Regions from separate parts of the Homo sapiens genome. Here region 1 is linked to region 2. A link is a loop called in an ENCODE intact Hi-C map of the cell type or tissue named here. Cell type or tissue: GM12878. All regions are shown on one strand. Each heading gives the region's core, and the rest is flanking DNA. Links, peaks and the distances in the headings are about the cores only.

Region 1 (7,786 bases), core at 1,109-6,108, 540 kb after region 2:
TAGTGGGTTAAATGGTGGCTCCTGAAAAGACACATCCATATCCCAATCCCCAGACCCTGTGAATATTACTTTATTTGAAGAAAAGGTCTTTGCAGATGTAATTAAAAATTTTCAGGTGAGATCATCTTGGATTATCCAGGTGTACCCTAAATCCAGTGACAAGTAGATTCTCTTAAAGTCAGTCCTTAGAAGAAAAAGGCAGAGAGAGAGATTTGAGACACACAGAAGAGAAGACACAGAACAGAAAAGAAGGCTATAATGACCACAGAGGCAGAGACTGGAGTGAGGCAGCCACAAGTCAAGGAATGCCCCATACACAACAGAAACTGGAAGAGGCAAGGAACAGATTTCTCCCCCAAAGAGCCTCCAGAGGGAATGTGGCTCAGCCAACACCTTGATTTTGGACTTCTGGCCTCCAAAAGAGTTAAAGAATAAATTTCTATTGCTTTAAGCGACCTAGTTTGTAGTAATTTGTTACAGCAACCACAAAAAAGCAACACAGTGAGCAAAAGCATTTTGGTAGGGAGCCCTGGGTTCAAGTCCCACTCCTGTCATTTAGTCCCTATTTGCTTCAGTAAGTCTGTTAGCCTCTCAGAACCTCCAAACCTGTACTACTATTACCCTGAGTTCTTATAAGAATCAAAGGAGATCTTGTATATGAAAACATTCAGAGTATTATAAAGTCCCATACAAATATGAATTATTATTCTTATACTTTACCTGGAATTTCAAATGAGTTTGGAGCCTGGGCTCTTTAATCAAGTCCTTTTGTTACAACTCTTTACACAAATAATACCTGCCTAATTTCAGCAGTGCCAACATTGTATCAGTTATTATTATTTTAGAGATGGGGTCTTGCTCTGTCCCCCAGGCTAGAGTACAGTGGGGCAATCATATCTCACTGCAGCCTCAAACTCCTGGGCTCCAGCGATCCTCCTGGCTCAGCCTTCTAAGTAGCTGGGAATACAGGCACTCACCACCACATTGGGCTTGCTATTTATGTATTTATTTATGAGTGAATGAGAGGGGGGTCTCACTATGTTGCCCAGGCTGGTCTGGAACTCTTGGCCTCAAGCAATCCTCCCACCTCAGACTCCCAAGTCTCTGGGATTACAAGTGTGAGTCACCACAGGCCCCATATCAATTCTTAACATCAACTTTTATTTATAGAATTAAGCTGTCACTAATGTACACAGTATCTCTTTAGTACTAGGATTTAATGAAGTCTCATTACCACTAACCTTATCATCTATTTTACTTCCCTCCAGATATCCTCTATTATCACATCAATTTAGTAGCGAGATCATCTAATTGGTTTATTGGCCCCATTTACATTAACAAATCAGTTTTAACCAGTTTACTTTCAATAATATTTGTGAACTCCTTAACATAATCATATATTATTTCTCTAAACTAACCTTAATTATTCCATACTGAATTCTTCTCAGCCAAGAATGAACCATTAATAACTCTTCTTCCTATTTCTGGTTTTCCCCAACAGGTAGATTCTGATCTACTGCCAGACCTAGTTCTTCTTTCCTGAAATAAAGTATATTTATGAAGTACAATAATAAATTAAGGCTATCAGCTCCACAAGTTATGCACAAAAATTAATTTCGTAACTCTATAATCTCACTTCATCCACACACGAGTTTATATTTTCTATGGAATTTTTCCATTACTATTTCATAAGAAAGGCCACCAAACATACTCCAAGTTATGGAATGGCTGGTCAACTGCAAGCTTCAATTTTTTTCCTTCAGGGCAAGGAAGTTTGACATTAAAAATAAGGAAATGGCATATTGATAATGCAGTCTGATATAAGAATTTATTTTCTTATGCCTTTTAACCATTGAATTTGAATGGCATTCCAGTCTTAACTTAGATCTAACAGAGTATTATAAAAATATTATTCTCTGAAATTTTGCCTCTTCAGAAATCTTTAAACAAATGTAAAATAATCTTTCCCAAACAGAAGTTGAAACAGTAAAAACTTCAATGGACTTTGAGATTTGCAAATGTAACAATCACTTACAATCATTATCACTAACGATTTATATCCTTAAGATGAAACATCCTTCAAGAATGCATTAGGTGCACCAGGTGCAGTGGCTAATGCCTGTAATCCCAACACTTTGAGAGGCCAAGGTAGGAGAATCCCTTGAGCCCAGTTCACGACCAGCCTGGGCAACACAGGGAGACCTCATCTCTACAAAAAATGAATAAAATTAGCCTGGTGTGGTGGTGCACACCTGTAGTCCCAGCTACTCAGGAGGCTGAAGTGGGAGGACTGCTTGAGCCCAGGAGGTCAAGGCTGCAGTGAACCGAAACTGCACCATGGCACTCCAACCTGGGCAATAGAGTGAGGCCTTGCCTCAAAAAAAAAAAAAAAAAAAAAAAAAAAAAGCATTAGGTGCTCCTCCTGAGTCACTAAAGTATGGGTGATGTTATTTTAATATACTTAACTTCACTGCCTTTCCATAGGTAGCAATTAAATCATTCCCAAGATGCAAGTTAAACATTTGGTTCTCAGGATCACCAGTAAAAATTTCAAATCAAAACTTAGGAAATCCACAGCCACTATTTTGTACAAACATAGATTAATACTACTCTATGGCATAACCCACAACTTTAAATATTTATCCCCCTGTGAATGGGATTATAAAGGTACCTACTATATCATCTCAGACCCAATAAGAAGTTTAGCAACAAATGTCTCCTAATTTTCATGATCTCCATGTGGCCTATATAAAAGTAAACTGTGAACCTCTTCCAACAACAGTAGCCTCTACATTTTTTAACCAATTTCACATGAGACTGACAAGATACTAGTTATCCTGAGAAATGTGTTAAGTTTCCTGACAAATAAAGCCTGAACTAAGATCTCCCTTAAGTAGTCTAACTCTACAACCTCAGAATTCTTAAGAAACAAAAAATATCCTAAGAAGTTATCCATTCCCCTCATCCATCTTAGCAACCAAGTGGAGAATCTGGCCCCTCGCCACTAGAGGGGGGTGTTTCTTTTATTGGTTTCTCTTTCCCCCTAATTCGGCTGACCAGAATTTCTGGTTGAACTAGAAATAAGCCTCAAGATCAACATCCTGACCTTTATTTTTAATATCGTGTGGCCTTTTTTCTTTTTTTCAGGCCTAGTTAACACTAAAATATAAATTTCAATCCCTAATTACTTGTACTATTATGCCCCACATCATACTCCGTTGCCTTTCTACAAAGAGACTAACAAACTACACAATTTAGAGACTTTGACATTAGTTCACTGAAAATAAACAGAAAATCCAACCAAGTTTGAGTGTTTTTTTAAAAAAACCTTCTCATTTGCCAGGTTCATTATTTCATTTGAATCACTATAATACTATTTTAAAAATTAGACAGACAATAGCAACAAACTTTAAGGAAAAAATATACTTAAGAGACTTGCCCAAAATTTCAGGTAGCAAATGGCTAGGCCATAATGAAGACTCAAATGCTCTGACTCCTAGACCATTTCCAGTTCTATTATTCTATGCCATGAGTGAAAGGTACTAGATGAGAAGACCAAGGGGTGAACTACTCTTACTTTTTACTCTACCAGTCTAGAGCAAATAGATGTATGATTACTCATGTAACTCACTATTGCTCCTGGCAAATAACATATACCCATCTGCTTAGAATAGTCTCCACTGGCCACAAAATCAAGTCACAAGATGAGGAAGGAGTGGATGAAGGAGATAAGGGGAAAGAGTTGCAGAAGAGAAGAAAATAAATCTATCAAACAATCTTGAGGTCAGGCATGAGACACAAAATATACAAAAGTGAGGACCAAGATCTAAGCAAGAAATCAGAATCAGAATCAGAAAAAGAAGGAATGAACAACAAATGGTAGCAGTCACACCACCAGATATTCAAACAACCCAAAAGACTCTGGAAGAGACAATGAGTGCTGTTTGATTCCTTGCTGCTTCCTATGAAGATCCCTGGTCTAAGGCAGAGCCCCTTAGAAAAGATAGAGACAAGACCTGGCCAGTTAGAATCTGCATCCACTTTATGAAGGCAGAAGACATGGGGAGGGAAGAGCCCCAGCAAAAAGAAACCTATCCAAATAATATCAAATCCACCTGACGTGAATCTGCTTGGGACAAAGTAGGTATCACATCAGGATGTTTCTGGCTGCAAATGACAAATTCGCAGATCATGCCTACTTACACAATGAGGAACTGTATTATCTCACAGAACTGGAAGTTCAGAGGTAAGGCAGACCAAGTACAATACAATCAGCAATTCAGGAAGGTCATCAAGGGCTCAGGTTTCTTCCATCTGTTCTGTCATCATCTAGATCAGCTGCACCCCCCAAAGCTAGTTTCCCTCATGGTCCCAAGATGGATAGAGCAGTTCTAGCCACTATACTCAAACATAAAATCACAGGGAGATGAGGCATCATCTCTTTCTTTTCTCTCTGTTTAGAATCAATAAATCCTTTCCCAGAAGCACTCAAGCCGTCTGTAGACTTTTCCTTCATCTCTCATTGGCCAGAATAGGTTACAGGCCATTCCTAACTCTTCACCGGCAAGGGAAATGGGATTAACCATGACTGCTTAGACAAATCACCTGCGGTGGGATGAATACTGGGGAGTCAATCACCATGACCATACCATGGGCAATTTATACTGATGAGTATTATTATGACATTGTTTTCACTCCATAACAAATCTATAATGTGATTATGCTGCTTCAATGATCTTAACTACAAGGCATGTGCTTTGCCTGAAATCCAGATAATTACTCTTTGCTCACATCCCATATTTTTCAACATGAACTTATTTATCAGATAGAAAACATTTTATTAAAACTTTCCCAGTCAGGCCAGGCATGGTGGCTCACACCTATAACCCCAGCACTTTGGGAGGCCAAGGTAGGAGGATCCCTTGAGCCCAGGAGTTTGAGACCAGCCTGGACAACATAGGGAAACCCCTGTCTCTACAATTAAAAAAAATTAGCCCGGTGTGGTGGCATATACCTGTAGTCCCAGCTACCTGAAGCCAGTAGGATCGCTTGAGCCGGGAGGTCAAGGATGCAATGAGCCATGGTCTTGCCACTGCTCTCCAGCCTGAACAACAGATCAAGACTTTGTCTCAAAGAAAAACAAACAAACAAAAACTTTCTTGGTCAATCCACTGTAAAAAAAAAAAAACAAAAAACAATAACTTTAATGTAACATCTTAGAAGCAAGAGTAGTAACTCATTTGTCTCCCACAGCAACTACAGTGGATACAGCCACCTAGAACCCAACCTTGAGAAAGACTTAAAGCTGAGTCTGGATCTAGTGAGAAATAGTGCCATGACTGATTAGTGAGTCTATCATGACTCAGGTTCAGGCACAACACATAGCACATATTTGCCAACCCTGTTTTAGAGAAAATCTCCTAATTTCCCTCCACTGATAATGGAGTTCTCTGCTGCAATGCCTCTTTATTCTTATTTTAATGGAGACCCAATATAATCCCTCCCATCTCTTCACTCTATCTGATTTGCATACATATACATATAACATATATCAAGCATGAACTCCAAAAAAATTTTTATATATAACCAGAGAGTTCCACAGGAATTCTGGAACCAGGCCTCTTTAGTAACCATAGAAAGGCTTGGCAGAATGGTTTCATTTACAAAGTGTCTCACTTAAAGCAGGCAGGGGGGCCTTGAGAGCCCAGGCTGGATGCAGGCCTAGGCAGGATTGAGGGACAGAAGGGAAAAGAGAAAGGCAATCTATTCCCAGCTAAAGGTAGCCTGGCCCACAGTTGCACAAAGGAACCAAAATCTGATTCTCAACAAAAGTGACTAACCAATAACTGGAGAATGCTTAAATAAATTATGGCAAATTACAAACTATAGGTAGAGTTTATGTGTATAAAATGCACTTAGAAGGATAGGGAAGGACAACAGTGGTTATTCCTGGGTGAATTAATTTATAGCTTTTTTCTTTTTTCCTTCTAGTCTTTATCTACATTTTTCTGAATGTCCTGTACTGCATATGCACAGCCTTTTTTATGAGGGGAAAAGAAAAATAATACAGGAAACATGTTTTTATCTTATCACTGGGTGTTTTGTTTGTTCCAATTAACCTCTTATTGCCTTTTAGTTAAGATTACTCTTGTCCAACTATTCTCCTATTACTGGGTAGCTAGGTTGCTTTAACTTTTTGAAATCACAAGCAATCAAATGCTGCCATAGCTGAAAGTTAACTTGAACTGTAAAAGAAAAATACTGGAAAAGTCCCTAGAAAATGGACCAAAAGTATCTAATCATTTTACACTGAAATTACCACTACTCAAAAACTATTAACAGGATATTCATTTTGACCAACTCATTGTTTTGACGAAATCATTGTTTCAATTAATAGCTGATTACAACAAATCAGTTAACCAACTTGCTTTCAGCTAAATTGTACTTGACCACATTGCTTTTGGCCAAAATAACTTTTAAGTCAAATTGGTACTGGACAAAGAGGGTACTACCAGCATCAGGCGGCAAGTCTGAAGGCAGAGATAAGAAACAGGATCAAAAGGTAAGCCTCAATAATAAAGAATAGGCAAGATGGCCTGGACAAGTTTAGAAAGGAAATATAGCCTAGGGCAATGGTTCAAAGTGGAAGGAAGTCTTTTATCAGGTAGCTATAAAACTAGCCCACATAGCTTAGAGAATGCTAGTAAGGAAAGGTATCAAATAAATTCAGTTTCATCTGCCTGCTTGGACACTCTCACCTAGAAGAACAAAGCTAGGGTTTTCCCTAGGTTCCACAGATGAAACAACATCTGCTTGGGGTTCAAACTGAGAAGGAATGTTTCCAAAATCATTTATCCACAGCCTCACTTTCCAAGTAAATGAGGTTCTTGAGCTGGCCATTGCATCATGGGGAATCAACACCACCTTGTTGGCATTTTATGGTTCCCATCTCAAATTACAGAAGGTAATATCCCATGCTGTCAGACAAAGCAGAGGTAGCAGATGAGAGTAATTTGCATGGAGGGAAGCAACCCAAATCGGACTGCCTCTAGAGTAAAGGACCCAGGTAGTACACCTTTAGCTTCTGGAATAACTGATCACCATGACTAGAGAGAGCCCGAAGACATCTCCAGTTTGAACAGTCTTCTAAGGAACCTGATTACAGTTAGGATTTCTTTTTAACCAGTTATTGCTCAATGAAAAATCCTGGAGAGCTTCTGAGTACCCCGTATTCATTCCAACATTAACTGACTGCCAGGCTGCGTGCGGTATTGCTGAGGAAAGCAGGGAGGCAGCAGGGAGAAAGACATCTCTGCCACTGAAGAAGGTGTTCTACAGGAAGGAAAGCAGAGAATTGTATTCATATTCAGTCACAGCAGAGTAGGTGTGAAAAAAAAAAGGAGATGAATCAGTCTTGTTTTGAGTAAGAAGCAAAACAGCGTAGAGGTAGACTATTCACAAATGGTGTTGAGACAACTGCGTAGCCATTTGGAAAAAAATAAAGTTGGACCTACCTCTCATACCATACACCAGGAAAAATGGATCAAAAATTTAAATGCAAAACAGAAACCATGAAAGTAGTAAAAGCCAACGTGAGGGAATTCTTTCATAACCTTGGAGTAGTATAGATTTTTCTAACTATGACTAAATCTAGAAGTCATAAAAGACTGACAAATTCAAGTACATTTTTTAAAAAATCTACATAGCAAAAACATCATAAGCAAAGTTGAAAGACAAATGACAAACTACGGGGAAATACGCTGCAACTCATATAACAAAGGGCAAA
Region 2 (8,229 bases), core at 1,981-6,980:
ACTCCATCTCAAAAAATAAATAAATAAATAAAAAATTTCCTGCCATATTTAGTTCTAATAAGAGGCATGAAGGCTTAGAAAGGCTGCTGCTCTTGGCAAAGGCACGATGAGTTGGTTTTGGACATCTGCAGTGATGGGAGGATGTTCAATTGGGATGTCCAGTAGCATCAGAATTACCACCCAAGTTCACGTGAGCAATGAGTCTGGCAGGGGAGCCTCTGGAGTGAGCTTGGAGAGAGAGGAACTCTGTAACAGTGAGAAGAGCCAGAGAAGCTGATGTTTAACCTTTGAGAAATGCCAGTGATTATGGGCAGAAGACAGAAGTCAAGGCAGTGGAGCAGCCACAGAAATGGGCAGTGCATCAAGATTGGGACATGTAACTGATACCAAGGAAAGAGACATTCTCCAGGGGAGGGACTTGGTTAGAAGCATCAAGCCCTATAGTTTCTTTCTTTGGTTCACTAATTCTAATTCCTTCAGCAAATGTTTAGAACTTCCTTCTCTGAGTCTGGCCATATTTCAGGAGATAGAGATATAAAATCAAACACAGGCCGGGCACAGTGGCTCACACCTATAATCCCAGCACTTTGAGAGGCCAAGGCAGGTGGATCACCTGAGGTCGGGAGTTCAAGACCAGTCTGGCCAACATGGTGAAATCTCGTCTCCACTAAAAATACAAAAATTAGCTGGGCGTATTGGTGCATGCCTGTAATCCCAGCTACTTGGGAGGCTGAGGCAAGAGAATCGCTTGAACCCGGGAGGTGGAGGTTGCAGTGAGCCAAAATCATCACGCCACTGTACTCCAGTCTGGGTGACAGAGCGAGACTCCATCTCAAAAAAAAGAAAAGTTCGGGCGTGGTGGCTCACACCTGTAATCCCAGCACTTTGGGAGGCTGAGGCGGGTGGATCATGAGGTTAGGAGTTCGAGATCAGCCTGGCCAATATGGTGAAACCCCATCTCTAGTAAAAATACAAAAATTAGCTGGGCATGGTGCCACATGCCTGTAGTCCCAGCTACTCGGGAGGCTGAGGCAGAAGAATTGCTTGAACCTGGGAGGCGGAGGTTGCAGTGAGCCGAGATTGCACCACTGCACTCCAGGCTGGGCGACAGAGCGAGACTCCATCTCAAAACAAAACAAAACACAAAAACACAGCCTCTGCCTTAGAAGCACTTAATCAAGTGAGAAAAAGCAATGCAAATGCAGCTGCGGTTCATTGTAAAGCCTCTCACAACAGTCTGACTACAGTGTGGCCCTTCGCTCTCCCGTCATCAGGAGGAAGCTGGAGGGAGATGCAGTTCTGTGCACCACAAAGTTGTTCAGAGACGTTTTGGAGGTACCAAGTTTCCCATCATCAAGATTGTTCAAGGTTTGCTAGATGACCGTGTGATGGAAATATTAAAAAGGGGATATAAGCCTCAGTTATGACCTTTCTTCCAATCCTGAGACTGAACCACAAATATTCTGCTTCTACTTCCCTTTCTCTAGGTAGACTCTGACAGCCATGATCATGAATTCTGCTTGAAGGGTGTGGTCCTAGGAGTGGAAGAATGTTGGGAATAGTCCCGTGCAGTGGGAAGGACACTGAGGGCACAGGCGGAGTCTTGTGTTCTAGTTGCAGCTCTGCTGTTGACCTGTGGTGAGACCCTGGAGAAATCTTTCCCCTCTCTGGGTCTTAATGTTTCCTTCTGCACCGTGGGAGTGAGACTAAGTGTTCTCTGTGGTCTATTCCAGTGCTTCTCATTGCTGCCTCTGGGGAAGGACCATTTTTGGGGTTATATCTTTATTGTGATATAATTCACATACCATACAATTCACCTATTTAAAATGTACAATTAAATGGTTTTTAGTATATTCACAGAATTGTACAACCATCACCATGCTCAATTATAGAACATTTTCATCATCCCCAAAAGAAACCCTTTAACATCAACACCTTTTTCCATCAACACCTTCACCATCCCCAAAAGAAACCCTTTTCCATCAACACCTAATCCCGTTGTCTCCCTGCTGGCCCTAGGATACTTTCTGTCTCTATAGATTTCCCTATTCTGGACCTTTCATATAAATGGAATCATACAGTATGCATTTTAGGTAACTGTCTTCTTTCATTTGGAACAGTTCCAAGGTTCATCCATGGTAGCATGTATTGATACTTCACTCCCTCCTATTACTGAATGCTGAGTAATATTTTATTGTATAGATATAACACATTTCATTTATCCATTTGTCAGTTGATGGACAGTAGTTTGTTTCTACATTTTGGCTATTATGAGTGAAACTGCTATAAGCATTGGTGTATCGGTCTTTTATGTGGAGGTATGTTTTCAATTCTCTTGGTAATATACCTAGGAGTGCAACTACTGGATGATTAATTACTTCTCTGATCTTACATCCTGCCCCACCCCCTCCACACTCCCTGTGCTCCAGTCACAGGGGGCGCCACCTACTTGTACTTCCAATTCTTCAGCCCATGCTTTTGGAACTCTGCAGTTTTGCCCACACTACTTTTTCCCCTGAGATGTTATTCCCTTCCATCATTTGGGGTGCAAGTCTTTTGTGTTACTAAAGGCCCAGCTTAGATGTCATTTTCTCTGCAAAACCTTCCTCCAGTGCTTCCTCTTGTGAAAGCCATACAATCCCATGTGCCTCTTTCACAACACTAGGCATTTTCTACCTTGGATTGCAGTTATTTTCTACTCAGGTCTTATTGCCTCTTCTAGACTATAACCTTCTTAGCTCTATCTGCTTTTTAGATTTACTTTTTGTTTTTGAGATGGAGTTTCACTCTTGTTGCCCAGGCCAGAGTGCAGTGGCACGATCTCGGCTCACTGCAACCTCTGCCTCCTGGGTTCAAGCGATTCTCCTGCCTCAGCCTCCAGAGTAGCTGGGATTACAGGCGCCTGCAACCACACCCGGCTAATTTTTTGTATTTTTAGTAGAGACAGGGTTTCACCATGTTGGCCAGGCTGGTCTGGAACTCCTGACCTCAGGTGATCCGCCCGCCTCAGCCTCCCAAAGTGCTGGGATTACAGGCATGAGCCACCGTGCCCGGCTCTAGATTTACTTTTATATTCCAAGTGCTTTGCACATAGCAGACCCTGTATAAATGTTTGAATAGTGAGCATTTTGTGTGCTTTGTTATTGAATTATTTTAAGACAGTAGGTACCTCTACGCTCTAATGGCTCTCAGGGTTGTGACAGCCGTGCACGTCTTCTCAGAATGAAAGCACATTTTCTGGGCAGCATTTGAGGGTAAGCTGAGCTGCCTTCTCTTCCTTTAGCCCATTTCCCTGGTCTCTAGCCTGACACGAGCATCTCAGACTCTTCCTCATGCTTCCAGCTAAAATCTAACAAATTACTCTGAAATACAAGGTTATGTGTTATGGATCCTGACTTCTTCGAGCATTGCTTATGACTGAAATTTATAAACAGACAGCCGTCTTCCTGGATGACCTAACAAATCATATTCCCCTAGAATATGAGCTCAATGAGATGTTTAGAGCTCAATTAGATGTTTAAAGCATCAGATAGTGCCATGGACTAGGTGACTTCCTGCCCTATGCAAGGTAGGAGGTGGCCTTGACAAATGGTCATCTGGTCTTAGACTGAACATTTCCAATAACAAATAAATACCTTCCTCCCAAGGCCCCTTGATGAGTGCGCAAGGTTTCCTTTACATTGGACCGAAATCTTCCATCCTGCAGCTCTCAGCCATCGTGCCCAGCTTGGCACTTGGGGCACCTCAGTCCACCTCTACTCCCTCGTTCCAGCACAGCCCTTCAAGTTTTGAAAATAGGACTGGGGCTTCTGTGTTTGTTCTTATGCAACCAGAAAGGCCCCAGTTCTCAACACTTAATAAGAAATAGTAAAAATTATAAATAAAAAATCAATAATCATACTTCTGAGTAAAAAAATAAAACCAAAATAGTACAATAAAAAAGTGACAATATTAAAATTATGGTCTTTAATATCTCATTATCAAGCATTTAGCATGTGCTGGGCATTGTGCCAAGCCCTTAATGTGAATTCACTCTTTCCACTCTCACAACAACTGTACGAGGTAAGGGCTGTCATCTTTCCCATTTGACTGATAAGGAAATGGACACTCGGAAAGAATAAGTAACTTGATGAAAGTTACATAGCTACTGGTGGAGCTACTGAGTGCAGGTGTGTCTTCTTCTTGAGTTCAAGGTCTCAATTCTATGCACACAGCCTCACTAGTGGTCCCTGCCATGTGAATGTGGCCCTTCCCAGGGAGCTGGATGGAGGTGGCTGGCCTTGCATTTCCATGGTTCAGTGGGAGGCACATGGGAACGAGAGTCAGGAGTCATGGGTTCCAATGTGGACACTCCTAGCCTAGGATATAAATCTGCACAAAGCCCCCTTCTTGCTCAAATCTCAGTAATGTAATTCTTAAAATGACTAGGCTAAATTGTCAAGTTGCTCTCGGCTGTGATTTGGACATTCCAGTCTTCCCTGAATGCGCTACACCCTTTCACAACTCTGGGCCTTTGAGCTTCCAGTCTTATTGCCTGGAAGTTTCTTCCATCTTCTACTACTGTACTCATCTTTAATAATGACTCATCTTTGAAGAGCTGATTTGAATAGCACATTCTCTATGTAACCTTCCCTGAACTCCAGGTAAGGTCAGCCTTGCCCCTCCGTGTTTCCTGCACACTTGCACAGGTCTCTGCTCTAGAGTCTGTGATTGTCTCCCGAGATGGACCGTGAACTTCTCAAGGGCAGAGACTTGTTTGTTCACCACAGTGACCTTAGCACGGTGCTAGCCACGTGGGTCCTTGTTTTTTCAAGGACTCTTGGACTGCCAGTTGTTATGACGCCGTTCAGCCTCACGCCTGCTAGATGGCGCTGCAGCCCACCAGAATGGAGCCCGCTGGTCTGCAAAACCACAGGTGCCTCCAGCGGGGGCTTCAGACCGCACTGGGAGGTATTTGGCCAGGAGCCCTGGAAAAGCAAAAGTTTTCGTTTTCTCCTTATCGTCTCAGTTTTGACTGCTGCTACTGAACAATGTATCTTTCGATTCCTTGAGGCCTAGGGAGGTGGAGGTCTCTCCCTTCTTTCCTCTGCCTCCTAGCAGGAGAATTTAGGCTACTCCTTTCCTGTTTGGACTGTTCCAGGTTGATTTATTGTCCAATGTTCTACCTGCTGATTTTTGTCACGTGTCACCCTCACCTACTCCTCTGAAAAAAAGAGGAAAGATACAATTCAGCACTTCATGGCAATATTGCTGACCAAGTGAACTCCTGCCATCTCTATTCCCTTTTACTATTGGCTAACATCTGCTTTGTTTCATTTTTCTGCATCTTCTTTCACTCTTTTCAGCATCTCACAGCAGCCCACACGTCTTTCTTCTAGCAGAAGGAAAGCATTATGGTATAGTGGTTAAGGGCACTGGGGCTGCTCTGACTGGATTTGAATCTTGTCTTTGCTACTTATTGGTTCTAGGACTTTGGGCAAATTTCTTAACCTCTCGGTGACTCAGTTTCCTCATTTGTAAAAGGGAAATAATAATAGTACCTACGTAAAAGCGTTGTCACGAAGATTCAATAAGTTCTTGGTGCTTTACCTTAAAAAGGGTCAATAAACACTAAGTACTACAAATGCTTATTATAGAACATACAATTGGAATTCATTAATTTGTGTTCAATGTACCCCTTATGTTAAGTTGTGAGCCCTAAGAGGTTCACGTTGGGTCTGTCTTGTTCATTGTTGTATCCTTAGCCCCCACAAGAGTGCCGGGAGTATGATAGAGGCTTCGTTAAAATTTTTGGAAGAACCAAAGTCTGTTCTGTTTCTCCTGTATAATAAAAATGAAACAAAATTATGATATATATTGTTTACCCATTTAAATGGTCTAGGATTTAAAATTAATAATACCTAATGTTGCCTGGGGCATAAAATGGATGCTTTCATTTATCGCTGGTCTATTATAAAATGGTAGAATTTTTTTGGAAGGCAATTCGACAATATGTGGAAAGATCCTGAAAAAAGTGACTCAGTAAATCAACTGTTAATCAATCGTTCTTTCTTTCTTTCTTTCTTTCTTTTTTTTGAGACAGAATCTTGCTCTATAGCCCAGGCTGGAGGGCAATGGCCAGATCTTGGCTCACTGCAACTCCATCTCCCAGGTTCTAGTGATTCTCCCACCTCAGCCTCCCGAGTATCTGGGATTACAGGCACCTGCCATCATGCCCAGCTAATTTTTGTATTTTTAATACAGACAGGGTTTCACCATGTTGGCCAGGCTGGTCTCGAACTCTTGATCTCAGGTGATCCACCCGCCTCGGCCTCCCAAAGTGCTGGGATTACAGGTGTGAGCCACTGCGCCCGGCAATTTGTTTTTATCTGAGTGCTCAGACATGCATAAAATTTTAAGTACAAGGGTGTTAATCACAGCAGTATTTATTCTATTAAAAATCACCAAGAATTGAAGAGAAACACTGAAATACTTTAATAAATGATGACATGCCCATGTGATGGACTATTATGCAGCCATTAAGTGATCTCTTCTGTGGAATAATTAATGACATGGGAAAACATTCCTGATACAAGCTTAAGTGACAAAATTAACAAAACTGGGTATACAGAATGGGCACATTGCTTAACTTCTCTAGTCTCAATTTCCTTATCTGTAAAATTAAGGTAATAATACTGCCTATCTCATGGCATTGTTACAAGGTTTAAAAAGTATTTTAAAAGGTTTAAATAATTTTATTAGTTCTGGGCATGTGAATAAGATCTCAACACTTATTAGCTACTGTCATAAAATACATATCAGGAAAACAAGACTGGAAGGAAATATAGCAGAGTGTTAATGGTGGTTAATCTCAGACGGTGGGATTACAGGGGTTTTAATTTTTCTTTTTATAAAGCAAAGTATGTGTAAAGCAGCTAATATAGTGCTAGACAATAGTGGGTGCTCAATAAATGTTAGCTAGCATGATTCTATTTTTCCTTTCTCTCTCCCTTTTTTTTGACACAAGGTCTCGCTTTGTCACCCAGGCTGGAGTGCAGTGGTGCAGTCATGGCTCACTGCAGCCTTAACTTCCTAGGCTCAAATTATCTTTTTTCCTTAGCCTTCTGAGTAGTTGGGATGGTAGGCATGTGCCACCATGCCTGGTTACTTTTTAATTTTTATTTTCTGTAGAGACAGGGTATCTCTATGTTTTCCAGGCTGGTCTCAAACTCCTGGGCTGAAGTGATCCTCCTGCCTTGGCCTCCCAAAGTGCTGGGATTACAGGTGTGAGCCACCATGCCTGGCTTCTCTCTTTAATTTTTAATAATGAACATATATATGTTTTAAAGCTATTTAATATAGCAATTATGTTAGTTTTTTGAATTTTTTAACTAATTAAAACCCCCCAACATAACATGTAGTCTATGCCAGGCTTCGTGACAACCATTCAAGGCTTATCTGGCAAGGTAGACTGACTGTGGGCCTTTCCCCTTCAGCTGGGAGCCCAGTATAACCAATTCAGTTCTGTTTGCATCATCTTCTTTTTAAGATTCCCCCAAATATTCCTTCCCTATGGCGAATCCTAAGTCATTTTTTAAAATAACATGTTCCTTTTATGACTCAGTAGTTTTCTCTGTTGGCCTTTCTTCCTCAGGCTTTCCTTTTTCACAACAAATTCCATGACTATCTTAACTGCTTTCCCCCGATTTTATCCCACACCGCACTCTCCTTTCCCATCCAAAACAAATAACAATTCATCTCTCCCCTGCAAATGAAGTCAAGATTGTTGATAAACATCATTTTTACCTCTTTTAAGTCCAAATAAAAATTAAGTGTATGAGTAAGTTGGGATTACAAATCAGAGAGGAAAGAATGACTAATCTGATGAAAGATATTGGGAAATTTGACCAACTATTTTGGGGAGAAAAAAAATTGAGATTCCTATGGCATACTATGCAACAAAATAAATTCCAGACACATTTAAAAATCATATCTAGGAAAACATGAAGAAAATATTGGTGAGTATCTCATCTCAGGGTAGGGAAAACCTTTTTAAGGACTTATGATATACAACGGTATATGTGTCTAAATAAACATAAAATCTCCTCTAAATAAAGTACAAAAAAGGGAAAACAAAAATATTTGCAAGACTTATGACAAAGACAGATATCCTTAAGATAGAAAAAGTCTTTACAAATCAATAAGAAAATTTGAGTACGTCATTAAAAAATGAGCAAAGATAAGCAAAGT

The links. Hi-C counts contacts between places; a loop is a spot of excess contacts. Peaks named below come from ENCODE experiments on the same cell type or tissue, not always from the same donor. Only the 100,000 strongest peaks of a DNase experiment are listed, where the experiment ranks them.
Region 1: a loop joins it to region 2, with 4 times the contacts of the local background. A loop is called at or near these places in 23 of 110 quality-filtered maps.

The regions. Positions count from the first base shown.
Region 1 is chr9:99,804,453-99,812,238 of GRCh38, forward strand. It overlaps LOC101928438 (a long non-coding RNA gene), which reads right to left. Exons shown (of 7, transcript NR_109802.1): 2 at 1,419-1,539. Among named protein-coding and RNA genes, the nearest start is that of NR4A3, 14 kb to the right of the region's middle. In GM12878, for the core only: a CTCF peak has its summit at 3,014 (motif pointing right); no DNase peak of the experiment used is centred there.
Region 2 is chr9:99,261,862-99,270,090 of GRCh38, forward strand. No RefSeq gene overlaps it. Among named protein-coding and RNA genes, the nearest start is that of SEC61B, 44 kb to the left of the region's middle. RefSeq lists an enhancer at 1,455-1,594. In GM12878, for the core only: a CTCF peak has its summit at 4,865; a DNase peak (open chromatin) is centred at 4,820; H3K27ac peaks cover 504 bases.